Linked DNA regions of Homo sapiens: region 1 is linked to region 2. Evidence: chromatin contacts called from ENCODE Hi-C or POLR2A ChIA-PET data. All regions are on one chromosome and are shown on one strand. Each heading gives the region's core, a stretch centred on a gene start or an enhancer-like site at or near the end of the contact. The rest is flanking DNA. Distances are from core to core; before and after follow the strand shown. Region 1 overlaps CCDC97 (coiled-coil domain containing 97). Region 2 overlaps CYP2F1 (cytochrome P450 family 2 subfamily F member 1).

Region 1 (5,573 bases), core at 130-2,629, 210 kb before region 2:
CCGCCGTGGACACACAGAGATTCCTGCAGGGCCCGTAACACATGGGCTGTGTCATTTGGCAGCAGCTGCAGCCCACATATACACAGATACAAATAGAGAAAGTGTCAGCCCATCACGTAAACACCACCCAGCCTCGGAGCCTCACTGGGACACAACACGAGCAGAGACTTCAATAGGGACCTGGCACAACACAGTCATATACAAATATATTCCACAGGGTCATGGTCGCAACCACCGCACACCAGACACTGATTCAAACAGTGTCATGCACGCACACGCATCACGGCATCAGAGCCCGGACAGGAAATGGATCCCTCAACAGCCACCTCCTCCTCCATGGGTTCACAGTCACAAACAGGTCCAGGGTGCATGTCCACAGTCGGACCTGTCACAGTCCCACCAGACACACCCCACACAGAGGTCTGACACGTCACAACCTCACAGACAGCAGGTCGGTCTTACCCACTCAGTCTGACATCCCACACCCTCCGCCACACACGCACAATTCCAGCCTGGGGAGTCCCACAGGGCCCCACAGATTGCAGCGACCCCGTCACGTCACGCCCAGACACACTGTCACACCCAGGGTCCCAGACGGAGCAGACACACCCCCAGGGTGGCAGACGCGGCCCTCACATGCCCAGCCCCAGCTCGTGCCTCGGCCTGAGGACAAGTGCTGGCTGCACATTCGCGGTGTGGTCGGCCTGCCCAACACGCCCTCATGACACACCCCGCCCACCTGCCCAGGGCTGCCGGCTGAGCTGGCACAGCCCCACAGGGCGGGGAGGGGAAACTGTGGGCTCAGCACCTTCCTCTGGCCGCGTGCGCACTGCCCCTGCCCTGCCACCCTGGCACCCAGGCCCGATGGGTGGCTCAGCCCCGTCGGGACAAGTCTGCCCCCGCCTGTGGCCGACCGCAGGGGCAGGGCAGGGGGTTTGGGGCTCCCCGCTTCCTCCCCCTGCCCCGCCCCTGCCTCTGCAGGCGGCCCGGGGCCACAGAGGGAAGTCGTGGGGGGAGCCTGGGTTCCGGCTGGAGCCCCAGCTTCCTGTCCAGCCCCCGTGGGGCAGGAAGCTGCTGGGGGAGGCCAGCTCAGGCCTTCCTGCCCCCTCCCCCGCCCCCAAGACGGGCCTGGGACCCGGGTCAGCAAGGGGGAGTGGGGAGATTGGTGGGTGAGAGAAAGCCCCTTCCCCCTTAGTCTCTGGACATGCAGAGTATTTGAGGTTCCAGTGTGGATTCGGATTTGTGTGTTCAGGAACTTATTGTGTGCGTGATTCCAAGCTTTGTGGCGTGAGCTGCGTCTGGCATGGGTGTTCTGGGGGCCTGTGTGCTGTTTGGTATGGATGGTCTTGTCTATGTGTGTCCCCAGCACGTGTTAGCTCCGTGTGTTTGTGGCTGCGCTGCATTTCTGGGGTGTGCGTCTGCATTTTGTATTTCTGCTGGGCAAGCTGTTGTATTTTCTGTGGGTTTTATGCTCTGGCACTGTTTGATTCTGCAAGTCGGCCATGTATCTGGGGCATATTGTGTGTCTGATATTTTTCTCAACATCTTCACTGTTCTTCTGAGTGTAAATTTGTGCATTTTTAAGTGTAAGTTTGACTTGAAATGTGGTGTTTTCTGCATATGTTAATCATCTGTGGGAATGGTGTTTCTCCAGGAGAGGGGAGTGAGTGTGTGTGTATATGTGTAAGACGGGGTCTTGCTCTGTCGCCTGGGCTGGAGTGCAATGGCGCGATCTTGTCTCACTGCAAGCTCCGCCTCCCAGGCTCAAGCGATTCTCCTGCCTCAGCCTCCCGAGTAGATGGGATTACAGGCACCCACCACCACACCCGTCTAATTTTTGTATTTTTAGTAGAGATGGGATTTCACCATGTTGGCCAGGCTGGTCTCGAACTCCTGACCTTGTAATCCACCCACCTTGGTCTCCCAAAGTGCTGAGACACAGGCATGAGCCACCGCGCCCGGCCGTGTGTGTTTCTTACATATGAGGCAGATGAGTTGAGTTGTTTCTGGGTTGCACTGTGATCAGTGCATGTGTCGCTGGTATTCTGAGCATGTTTGTCTACGTGGTGTGCATCCAGCATGCTTCCTGTGGTTCTCAGTGTTTGTCTGTGTGAGGGAGGGCTGTACTTCGGGGCTGTGTGTCCATCTCAGGGACTGGTGTTCCCAGCCTGTGGGTGCTGTGAGCAGGTGCTAAGGTGGTGTCTGCATGCTGTGTTCCCACATGTAGGCTGGTGACTGCAGTGTGTGGAGTTGTGTGGGTCTGTTTTGCATCATCGTTGAGGGGATTTCGCGTTCTCAGCAGGGGTGGATGTGTGTTTGTGAGCAGCTGCGAGTGTGGGTCCACATTGTGTGCTGGTGTTTTCAGGGGAGGGGGACAGGGTGCGTCCATGGAGCCGCCTGCATCATGAGCGGCCAGTGCCTGTTGGCCTCCATACCCAGCGCAGGCTGTGTCTGCGGCGCGTCCCCTTGCCGGCTGGTGCCACGCTGGCTCGGAGCTGGCTGTGGCAGCAGGCAAGGCAGGGCAGGGCAGGGGCTGTGGTGGGCACTGGACCCACGCCCAGCCTCGGTATAAATATCCCAGGCTGCCGGCGGCTGTGTTTGCTGTGTTTACTCGGCCTCAGCCCCGGCCGGGGGCGGCAGCAGCCCAGCAGGTCCTGGGGGCGGGGGTGACCAGGCCACAGCACAGACATTTCCTTCTGGCCAGACAGGCCCCGCAACCTTGCTGCCCCCTCCTGCGCCCTTTCTGGGTGGGCGAGAGGCGATGACCCCTCATTCTGGGTTTCCAGTGGCCGCCAGTGAGGCTCCAACCTGGATATCCCAGCCGGGCTTCCCAGAGTGTGGGAGACAGAGGAGATGGGGGGCACGGGGGGCGGGCCAAGACACACAGCAGCGAGAGGGAAAGGGCAAAGTGAGGAGAGGACAGAGCCCCCCAGAGGGAGACTCCAGCAGAGAAAGGGATGGGGAAACGAGGTGACAGGAGCTGAGAACAGAGATGGAGAATGGCTGGGGACACGGAGTGGAAAAGGTGGGGAGGAGAGGGAGGGAGGGAGGGAGGGAGAGGCATGGGAAAAACAAGGGAGGAGAGAGAGGGGAGACGGAAAGTCACGGGGAGACACCGACAGCCAGAGGTGTGGAGACAGAACGAGAAGACAGAGCAGTGGCGGTGAGGGAGGAAGGCAGAGGGCTGGAAAGAAACGCACAGAAGCAGGGAGAAGGGACGGGGGACAGAGGGACAGAGTGACTGGAGCTGGAGGGGGAAGAGTGCAGGGAGGCAGCTTGCTTTGGCAGGACGCATGGAGGTGTCAGACGTGGGGGGCGGGGTGGCGGCCAGGCCAGCGAGCCAGGCCAGGGCCAGGACGGACAGGAGACACGGGGGTGGGGGCCGGATGCCCACCTAGGGGTTGTCTCCCAGCGGGGCCCGCCCTCCCTGACTCAGCCTTTCCACCTACCCCGACCCCGGGAGAACTGGGAGGGGGATGGGAGGCACCCGCCCTGGGGCCCACCACCCCCAGGTCTCAGAGGCAGTGACCAGGGGGTGTGTCTCCCGTCATCCCTACCCCACTCTGTCTCCACCTCTCTTCCTGTCTCCCCATCTAATCCCTGTCCCTGGGACTGGCTCCACCTCTGTCTGTCAGCTAGATGCTCACGTCTTGACCATCTGACTAACCCTAATTCTGACTCAATTTCTGTGTCTCTCATCGCTTTTTAAAAACCTACACAACAAATTTACGTATAGCAAAGTATATTGTAAACAAATTTAATGACCAAATGATAGACTGGTAAAAAATGTGCCTATCACCAAGGGCTGATACCTTTCCTGTGGCCCAGGCCCTCTGCTCTTTAAAAATGGGGCACAAATACAGGCAGGTAAGAGACAGACAGCTCTCATCCTGCACTCTTGGCTTTCTGAGAGATATGACCCCAAGGTCCTGGAGTCTAGCTGCTGCTTCCTCCTCTGGGAAATAGAGGAGTGATATTGGTAGTACCTAGGGCATAGCACTGCTGGGACAATTCAGTGATTTGGGGACTGATCTCCATATCAAGATGACCTGATCCTGTCTGTGTGCGGGACAGTGGCTAGCACGGAGCCCTTGTTAGGCCCGCCTACCATCTGACCCTTCTCAAACCTTCCCGTCTGAGGACATCTGCATGCACACTTGTCCCTCCAATGCTGTCTCACTCTGGATGGCCCTGACACCTGAGAGGCCAGACAGCCAAGTGGTTTCTAGGACCTTTGTGATTCTAGGCCTGGGTTCCTGTTTCATTTCTGCCTCTGATGGCCGAGTGGCCTTGAGGAAGCAACATCTTTCCAGGCCTCCTTTGACCCACTTCACTAGTTCATGGGGCCATCTGAGGATCCAACCCGGTGTCAGGCACTTCGCTCGGGCCTGACAGAGGACAGAAGCGCTCCGTAGCAGAGGCTTTCGTTCTTTAATAGTCGCTCTGAGCATCTTGTCTGCCTCCATCCAGCTCTCACTTTCCCTGTCTGGCTCTAATTCTGGTTGACCCAGAGGGCATAGCTGAGGCTCGGAGGTCAGGAACCGTGGACTCCAGGAGGCAGTTTTGAGGGTCCTTCAGGCTTGGCCACGGCAGGATACCACCATTCCATCTCAGAGGCATGAGGAGTCCCTAGGCCCCGACTTGGTGACCCTTGCCCTGTGTGCCCCCTCAACAGTGGCCAGGCCCTCCTGTGTGTGTCTGCTGGGGGAGCAGGAGCCGGGTGTGGGGGCATGGGAAGGCGGGACGCCTGGGTTCCCACAGGCCCGGTGGCTGAGTCACCAGGCGGCCATCTGGCTCCCATTAGCCCAGGGCGGCAGGGGGCTCCATGGGGCGGGCCCTGCGGCCAGCTGGGGGCAGGGACGCTGGGGCAGGCTGTGTGTGGGATGACTCAGGACCCATGATAACAGCCTGTGCGCATTTGGGGAGTGTAAACAGGAGAGGGAGAGGAAGGCGGAGGAAGGGAAAATTGTGGTTGGGCAGAGGGGGGCTGGTGGGGCTGAGAAGGGTAGAGTCCCCCCTCCCTCTACACTCAAGCTGGCAGGCCCCGTGATCCACAGCCTGGGTCCTGGGGAGAGAAGAGAGCTGCCCCCATCCTCCCTGCCTGGGGTCTCCTCCCTCCCCTGGGGCTGTATTACTCAGTGGTCAGGGTTCTGCTGCCTATAGCAGCCAGGTTTGAGGGAAGGGGGAAGAAGGGGCCCAGAGCCTGGAGTGGGGGATCAAAACCCAGAGATAAAGGCTGAGAGACAGACAGAGAGGGACAGTGAGAGCAGAGGCCTAGAGAGGTGGAAATGTACAAGTAGAAAGAAGAGGCCCAGAGTGAGGCAGAAGGAGAGATGGGAACCTAACAGAAGCAAGGAGGCTCTGAGTGTGAGACACAGCGCAGACATAAACAGAGAGGGGGAGACAGACAGCACGGGAGGCAGCTGCGCTGGGGCCTAGGGGTCAGCACCGGAACCAAACTGGCCACTTCCAGCCACGAAAGGCCCTGCCAGCTGGCCTCCGGCAAGGGGAGGACTTTCACCTTGGGCCCTGCGGTGGAGACAGAGCCTAAGGCAGAGAGAGAGGGGGAGAAA
Region 2 (6,011 bases), core at 2,996-5,495:
GGAGGTGGACTTAGCAGTGTAGGAGGGCTGGGAGGCTCCCAAACTCCTTTCCATTGTATTGGGCTGGGTGTCCTGGGGACTTGATAAGGGGTGGGTATAGGTGGGTATAGGACTCAATCGGGGGCCAAGGAAATATGTGTGGGTGTCTAGGGTTCCAAGTGATGGGTGCTATATGCTGTATTATTGGGGACTTTGGCAGGGATGTGGGAAACCCCCAACCTTTGTGGGAACAGATGTGGGGTTTCTGGGGAAAAGGAGGGGTCCCTGAGAATAGCGTTTAGGCCCAGGGGATCCTCCAGATGAAGTTCCAGACCCCAGGGCTTCCAGGGAGGGGTTCTAGGAAGGGGATTTGTCATGGTGAAGGGGTCTAGTCCACTATGATATGAGATGGGGTCCTGGCAAAGGCCTGAGCTTCTGGATTTAAGGGTCTGAGATGTCTGTAGCTAGGGCTTGGGATGCCAGTTGCTAAGGCCTGGGGTGTTCATGGCTAGTGCCTGGGATACTCCTTGCCAGTGCAAGAGCCTGCGATGCCTCCTCTTAGGTTGCCTGATGTCGTTTGCCAGGCCTAGCGCACCTTGGGTATCAGGAAGCCGCGAAAGGCCGTGTCCCTAGTGACGCGGTGCGGCAAGTTCATGGGGATGATGTCTGCAAAGCGCTGCACCTCGTGGATCACCGCGTCTGTGTAAGGCATGGCCGCGCGGTCCTTCAGCGCCGGCAGCCGCGCGCGTCCCACCACGAGGTCGATCTCCTCCTGCACGCGGGCTGGAGAGGAAGCGGGAAGCGGGGTCGAGGGTATCAGCGGGCGCGACAGGGCAACCAGGCTGATAAGAGGTGTGTGCGTGTGTGGGGAGGCGTCTAGTCAAAGTCTCCCAGCGCGGGGCGCCACTGCTGGGGCGCACGTGAGAATTAGCTAGAGCTGGCCGGGCGCGGTGGCTCACGCCTGTAATCCCAGCACTTGGGAGGCCCAGGCGGACGGATCGCTTGAGCCCAGGAGTTTGAGACCATCTGGGCAACATGGTGAAACCCAATCTCCACAACAAAATAGAAAAATTAGCTGGGCTTGGTGGCGCACACCTGTGGTCCCAGCTGCTTGGGAGGCTGAGGCAGGAGAATCACTTGAACCCAGGAGGAGGAGGTTGCAGTGAGCTGGGATCAGGCCACTGCACTTCAGCCTGGGTGACAGAGCAAGATTCCGTCTCAAAAAAAAAAAAAAAAAAAAAAAAAAGGGGGGGGGGAAGAGGAAAAAAAAAAAAGAATTAGCCAGGGTCTGGGAGGAAGTGGGTCAGTGAGGGCGAAAGCTTGGCTTGTGCAAGGGCCTGAGTGTTGGGTTGTGTGGGCAGGGCTTCAGGGAGGCCTGGAATCCAGGACCTGATGGGATTTCAGGAGCAGTTTTGGGGCTCTACTGGCTGGACGGTAGGTCGAGTGGGTGGACTGTGTGGGAGGGCTGGAGATCAGGGGCAGAGCAGGGGATACACCCAGAGATGGAGCTTGGGGAGGTGGAGCAGCAGACAGAGCTGTGTGTGTGGGCCAGGCTGCATGGGAGAGGTAGGGTTCCCTGGCAGGCACATGGCTGGGGCTCCAGGGCAGGGCTCTGAAGCCGGAGGTGGACGCATGTGGTGGTTGACGCACTCGGCACAAAGCAAGACTAAGCGGGTGGAGGCAGGAGCGGTGGCTCACACCTGTAACCCCAGCACTTTGGGAGGCCAAGGTGAGAGGATTGCTTGAGCCCAGGAGTTGGGGACCAGCCAGGGCAACACAGCGAGACCCTGTCTCTACAAAAAATAAAAAATTAGCTGAGTGTATTGAGTGTGGTGGTGCACGCCTGTACTCCCAGCTATTGATAAGGCGGAGGTGGGGAGATTGCTTGAGCCCAAGGGGCTGCAGTGAGCTGTAATTACGGCACTGTACTCCAGCCTGGGCGACAGAGTGAGTCTGTCTCAAAAACAAACAAAAAACTAAGCAGAGCTGGGTGTAGTGGCTCACGCCTGTAATCCCAGCACTTTGGGAGGCTGAGGCAGGTGGATCACTTGAGGCCAGGAGTTTGAGACCAGCCTGGCCAACTTGGTGAAACCCTGTCTCTACTAAAAATAGAAAAATTAGCTGGATGTGGTGGTGTAATCCCAGCTACTTGGGAGGCTGTAATCCCAGCTACTTGGGAGGCTGAGGCAGGAGAATCCCTTGAACTCGGGAGGGGGAGGTTGCAGTGAGCGGATCGAGATCACGCCACTGCACTCCAGCCTGGGTGACAGAGCCAGACTCCGTCTCCAAAAAACAAAACAAAGACAAAAAAACCAACAATTAAGCGGGTGGGATCTGGGTCGGGATTCGGGCAGGCTGCATGGACCTCATGGGCCATGTGGTGGGATCGGCCTCCGTGTGGGTTTGTGGGTTTGGCTGTGGAATCCTGGTGCCAGCAGGAGGCTATATCAGACCTGGGAGGCGGGGCCGTGGCTCCCTGCTCTGGGGTGAGGCTGGAACACATGGGCACCTCCACGCTGCTGTGTGGGTGGGCCTCACCTTGAACTTTTGGGTACTTCATGAGTGCCAGGAAGGCGTGGTGCAGCGTGGTGCTCACCGTCTTGGTGCCGCCAAAGAGCAGGTTATGTGTGGTCATCAGCAGGGTATCCATGTGGAAGTGGCTCAGTGGGTCCTCCTTCTCCTGCATTGGTAGAGGGGTGGGGATGTGAGCCAGGAATGGAGGCCCCTTCACTCTAGACCAGTACAACTGCTGCTGGGGGCCCATTCGGTCCCAGCTGGGTTTAACTTTCTTTCCCTGGGAGAGCTGGGGAACGGAGAAGGGCAGGGCAGGGAAAATCTCAGCTGCAGGGCCTACAATTAACTTCTTGGATAGAGCTTGAATGACTTCTTGTTTTTTTAAAAAATACGTTTTATGTATGTATGTGTGTATGTATGTATGTGTGTATGTATGTATGATGTATGTATGTATGTGTGTATGTGTGTGTGTATGTATGTATGTATGTGTGTGTGTATGTATGTGTGTACGTATGTGTTGTAGAGACTGGGTCTTACTATATTGTCCAGGCTGGTCTCGAACTCCTGGACTCAAGCGATCCTCCTGCCTCGGCCTTCCAAAGTGCTGGGATAACAAGCCTGAGCAACTGCCCCCTCCACCCTGCCCCACCTCCTTTGATGACTTCTTAATGAGCTGTAAGTTGGCGGTGGCTGCGAGTGGCTCCTGGCTCCAGCCCAGCTGGGCCAGATGCTTCAGCTTCTCCAGGGAGAAGGTCCCCCAACCCTGCCCCATCTGGGGTCCCTGTGGGTTTGAGGCAGGGGCAGCAGGAGAATTTCAGGTCAGACTAGAGGTGGGATTTCCAGGTAGGGATTACCTCTGCCATCTTGGTGAGGAAGCACTGGATGAAGTCCCGGGGAGATCTGGGGTCTAGCGAGGCCTGGTGGTCGTGGACGCTGTGGGCGATGAGGTCTCTCAGGCACTTGAAGTTCTGGAAGATGCGTTGGTGCGGCCCAGGCACCCAGTCCAGGAGGCTCGGGAAGATGTCGTACAACTGGGGACCAGACAGAGTAGGAGGGTTTTGGAGGAGGACAAAGGGTGTTCAGGGGCGAATGGGGTCAGTGTGGATTAGGTAGGCAGGGACAGGGTCTCAAAGGGCAGCCAGGTCCGGGGTGGGGGTTGGGGCTGAGGGGGAGTGGGAAGGAGGCAATGGCGGCCATAAATGCTCAGTGGAGGGGAGTGGGCGTGGCCGTGTAACTCTGGGTGGGGTCAGATGGGAGGGGGCGGGCCCTGGGCGGGCCATTCACAGCCCTTTCCCCGCCCACTGTTTCCTCTCCATTCCTAGATCCTGCGGACCCCACACCCTGCCCCTGCTGGACTCAGTTGGCTGACCTCGCCCCAGGGGCTGCTCATGATTTGGAAGTTGTCATTGATAAGGCGGATAATGGTGAGCAGACGCTCATCATCATAGTCGAAGCGGCTGCCGAAGAGCACGGAACAGATAATGTTGGACACTGAGCGACTCAGCACAAACGTGGGGTCAAAGGGCTCGCCTGAGGGTAAGGAGTGCAATGGATCAGGAAGACGCGATGTGCAGCACACCAGACCTCATGCAGCAACACCATTAATTTGTACAACATCCGACTCAACCATGGCAACGTGTCTTACGGTGCAAACACGGGGACATGGTCACAACATGCTGCTTAACGACACCCCAAAAGCATCTGTCAATGCCACAGACGGCACCGAACCCACAACTTCCTGCAGCACATCGACAGCAACAACGCCCAACCACAGAACGGGCTATTCTTGGCAACACAACACACAGCACGCGACATAGCACAAGGCAATCATCAGGCATCACGGAACACAACAACACAGGGCAACAGAACACCCAGCAAATACGATCACAGTACATGCCAACACACGACACGCAGTGACCTAACAGCCAGCCCGGAAACATCCCAAGACACGGTAACCACACACCAACACATAAAGCCAGCATACAGCTACATAATCCTGCCACACAACACACGCTAGTACACAGCAACCCAGCCTGGGCGACAGAGCAGTCAGCAAGCAGAATCGCTTGAACTCAGGAGGCGGAGGTTGCAATGAGCTGAGATCACACCATTGCACTCCAGCCTGGGGGACAGAGCGAGACTCTGTCTCAAAAAAAAAAAAGTAGAATGGATGTGAATTATAAGGATGAACTGGATTCAAAGACCTGGCCAGACATGGTGGTGTATGCCTATAGTTCCAGCACTCTGGGAGGCAGAGGCAAGAGGATCATTTGCACACAGGAGTTTGAGACTGGCCTGGGCAACATAGTGAGACCCTGTCTCTACAAAAAATTTAAAAATAAGCTGGGTGTGGTGGAGCACACCTGAAGTACCAGCTATTCGGGAGGTTGAGGTGGGAGGATGGTTTGGGCCCAGGAGGTCAAGGCTGCCATCCAGCCTGTTAAAAAAAAAAAAGATCGTGCCATCCAGCCTGTTAAAAAAAATTCCTGACCTTCAGTTTTCCGCAGCTCCGCCAGCAGGAAGCTGCCCTCCTCTAGGATTCGCTCCTCAATGCTTCTCTTCCCCATCCCGAAATTCCGTAGAATCTGGATAGAGAACTGTCTCAGGACCTTCCATCGATCCCCACTGGAGAAGGCGATGCCTGGGGAGAAGAGGAGGGGACCAGCTTAACCGGGAACTCATCCTGAGGCCACTGCCACCCAGGTCCCCTTTCATGGTATTTGCTGGGAGAGAGACAGAGTTTGGAATCTCCCTGGCTCCTTCCAGTAAGCCCTTCTGGACCCTCCAGCTTAGGGGTCTCCTTCAAGCTTCCATAGGACCATGGGCTTCCCTCACGACCATCCTATCACTCTGCCTCTGTTTCCCCATTAAGAACCTGATCACTCTGGGCTGTTACTGTCTGGTGATGGGGCTGTCTCCTTCACAGAACTGTGAAGGCAGAGTGGGTGCCTGTCTTGGTCACCACTGGGTCCTTAGCATTGTCCAGTGCAGAGGGTGTCACACAGGAGGTGCTGGTGATTACTTATTGATGATGATTATTATTTTTTGCGACACAGTCTCGCTCTGTTACCCAGGCTGGAGTGCAGTGACACCATCTCAGCTTGCTGCACCCTCCGCCTCCCGGGTTCAGGTGATTCTCCTGCCTCAGCCTCCTGACTAGCTGGGATTACAGGTGTGCACCACCACGCCCACCTAATATATATGTGTGTGTGTGTGTGTGTGTGTGTGTGTGTGTGTGTATATATATATATATATATATATATAGAGAGAGAGAGAGAGAGAGAGAGAGAGAGAGAGAGAGAGACGGAGTCTTGCTCTGTTGCCAGGCTGGAGTGCAGTGGCACAATCTCAGCTTACTGCAACCTCCGCCTCCCGGGTTCAAGCAATTCTTCTGCCTCAGCCTCCCCAGTAGCTGGGATTACAGGCATGGCAAGGATGGTCTCGATCTCCTGACCTCGTGATCCACCCGTCTTGGCCTCCCACAGTGCTGGGATTACAGGCATGAGCCACTGCGCCTG

The links. Hi-C counts contacts between places; a loop is a spot of excess contacts on that map. ChIA-PET counts read pairs that join two places held with the same protein, here RNA polymerase II (POLR2A). Pooled maps may share reads with other maps.
Region 1: a loop to region 2 is called in a pooled map, with 5 times the contacts of the local background. The contact joins two enhancer-like sites. A Hi-C loop is called at or near these places in 2 of 50 pooled maps. POLR2A ChIA-PET finds 5 or more read pairs at or near these places in 5 of 52 experiments (H1, IMR-90, WTC11 and 2 more).

What each region holds. Positions count from the first base shown.
Region 1 is chr19:41,323,042-41,328,614 of GRCh38, reverse strand. It overlaps CCDC97 (coiled-coil domain containing 97), which reads right to left. Exons shown (of 5, transcript NM_052848.3): 5 at 3,742-5,573. Among named protein-coding and RNA genes, the nearest start is that of CCDC97, 16 kb to the right of the region's middle. RefSeq lists enhancers at 452-973, 1,916-2,055, 2,384-3,153, 3,154-3,923, 4,694-5,463 and silencers at 697-1,216, 1,756-1,805, 3,415-3,514, 4,752-4,801, 5,562-5,573. Within about 2 kb of position 1,379, at least 35 of the 41 ENCODE cell types and tissues checked have a DNase peak (open chromatin) inside an H3K27ac peak, as active enhancers do.
Region 2 is chr19:41,119,470-41,125,480 of GRCh38, reverse strand. It overlaps CYP2F1 (cytochrome P450 family 2 subfamily F member 1), which reads right to left. Exons shown (of 10, transcript NM_000774.5): 4 at 4,985-5,134; 5 at 3,863-4,023; 6 at 3,348-3,524; 7 at 2,518-2,659; 8 at 575-762. Among named protein-coding and RNA genes, the nearest start is that of CYP2F1, 8.0 kb to the right of the region's middle. Within about 2 kb of position 4,245, at least 3 of the 41 ENCODE cell types and tissues checked have a DNase peak (open chromatin) inside an H3K27ac peak, as active enhancers do.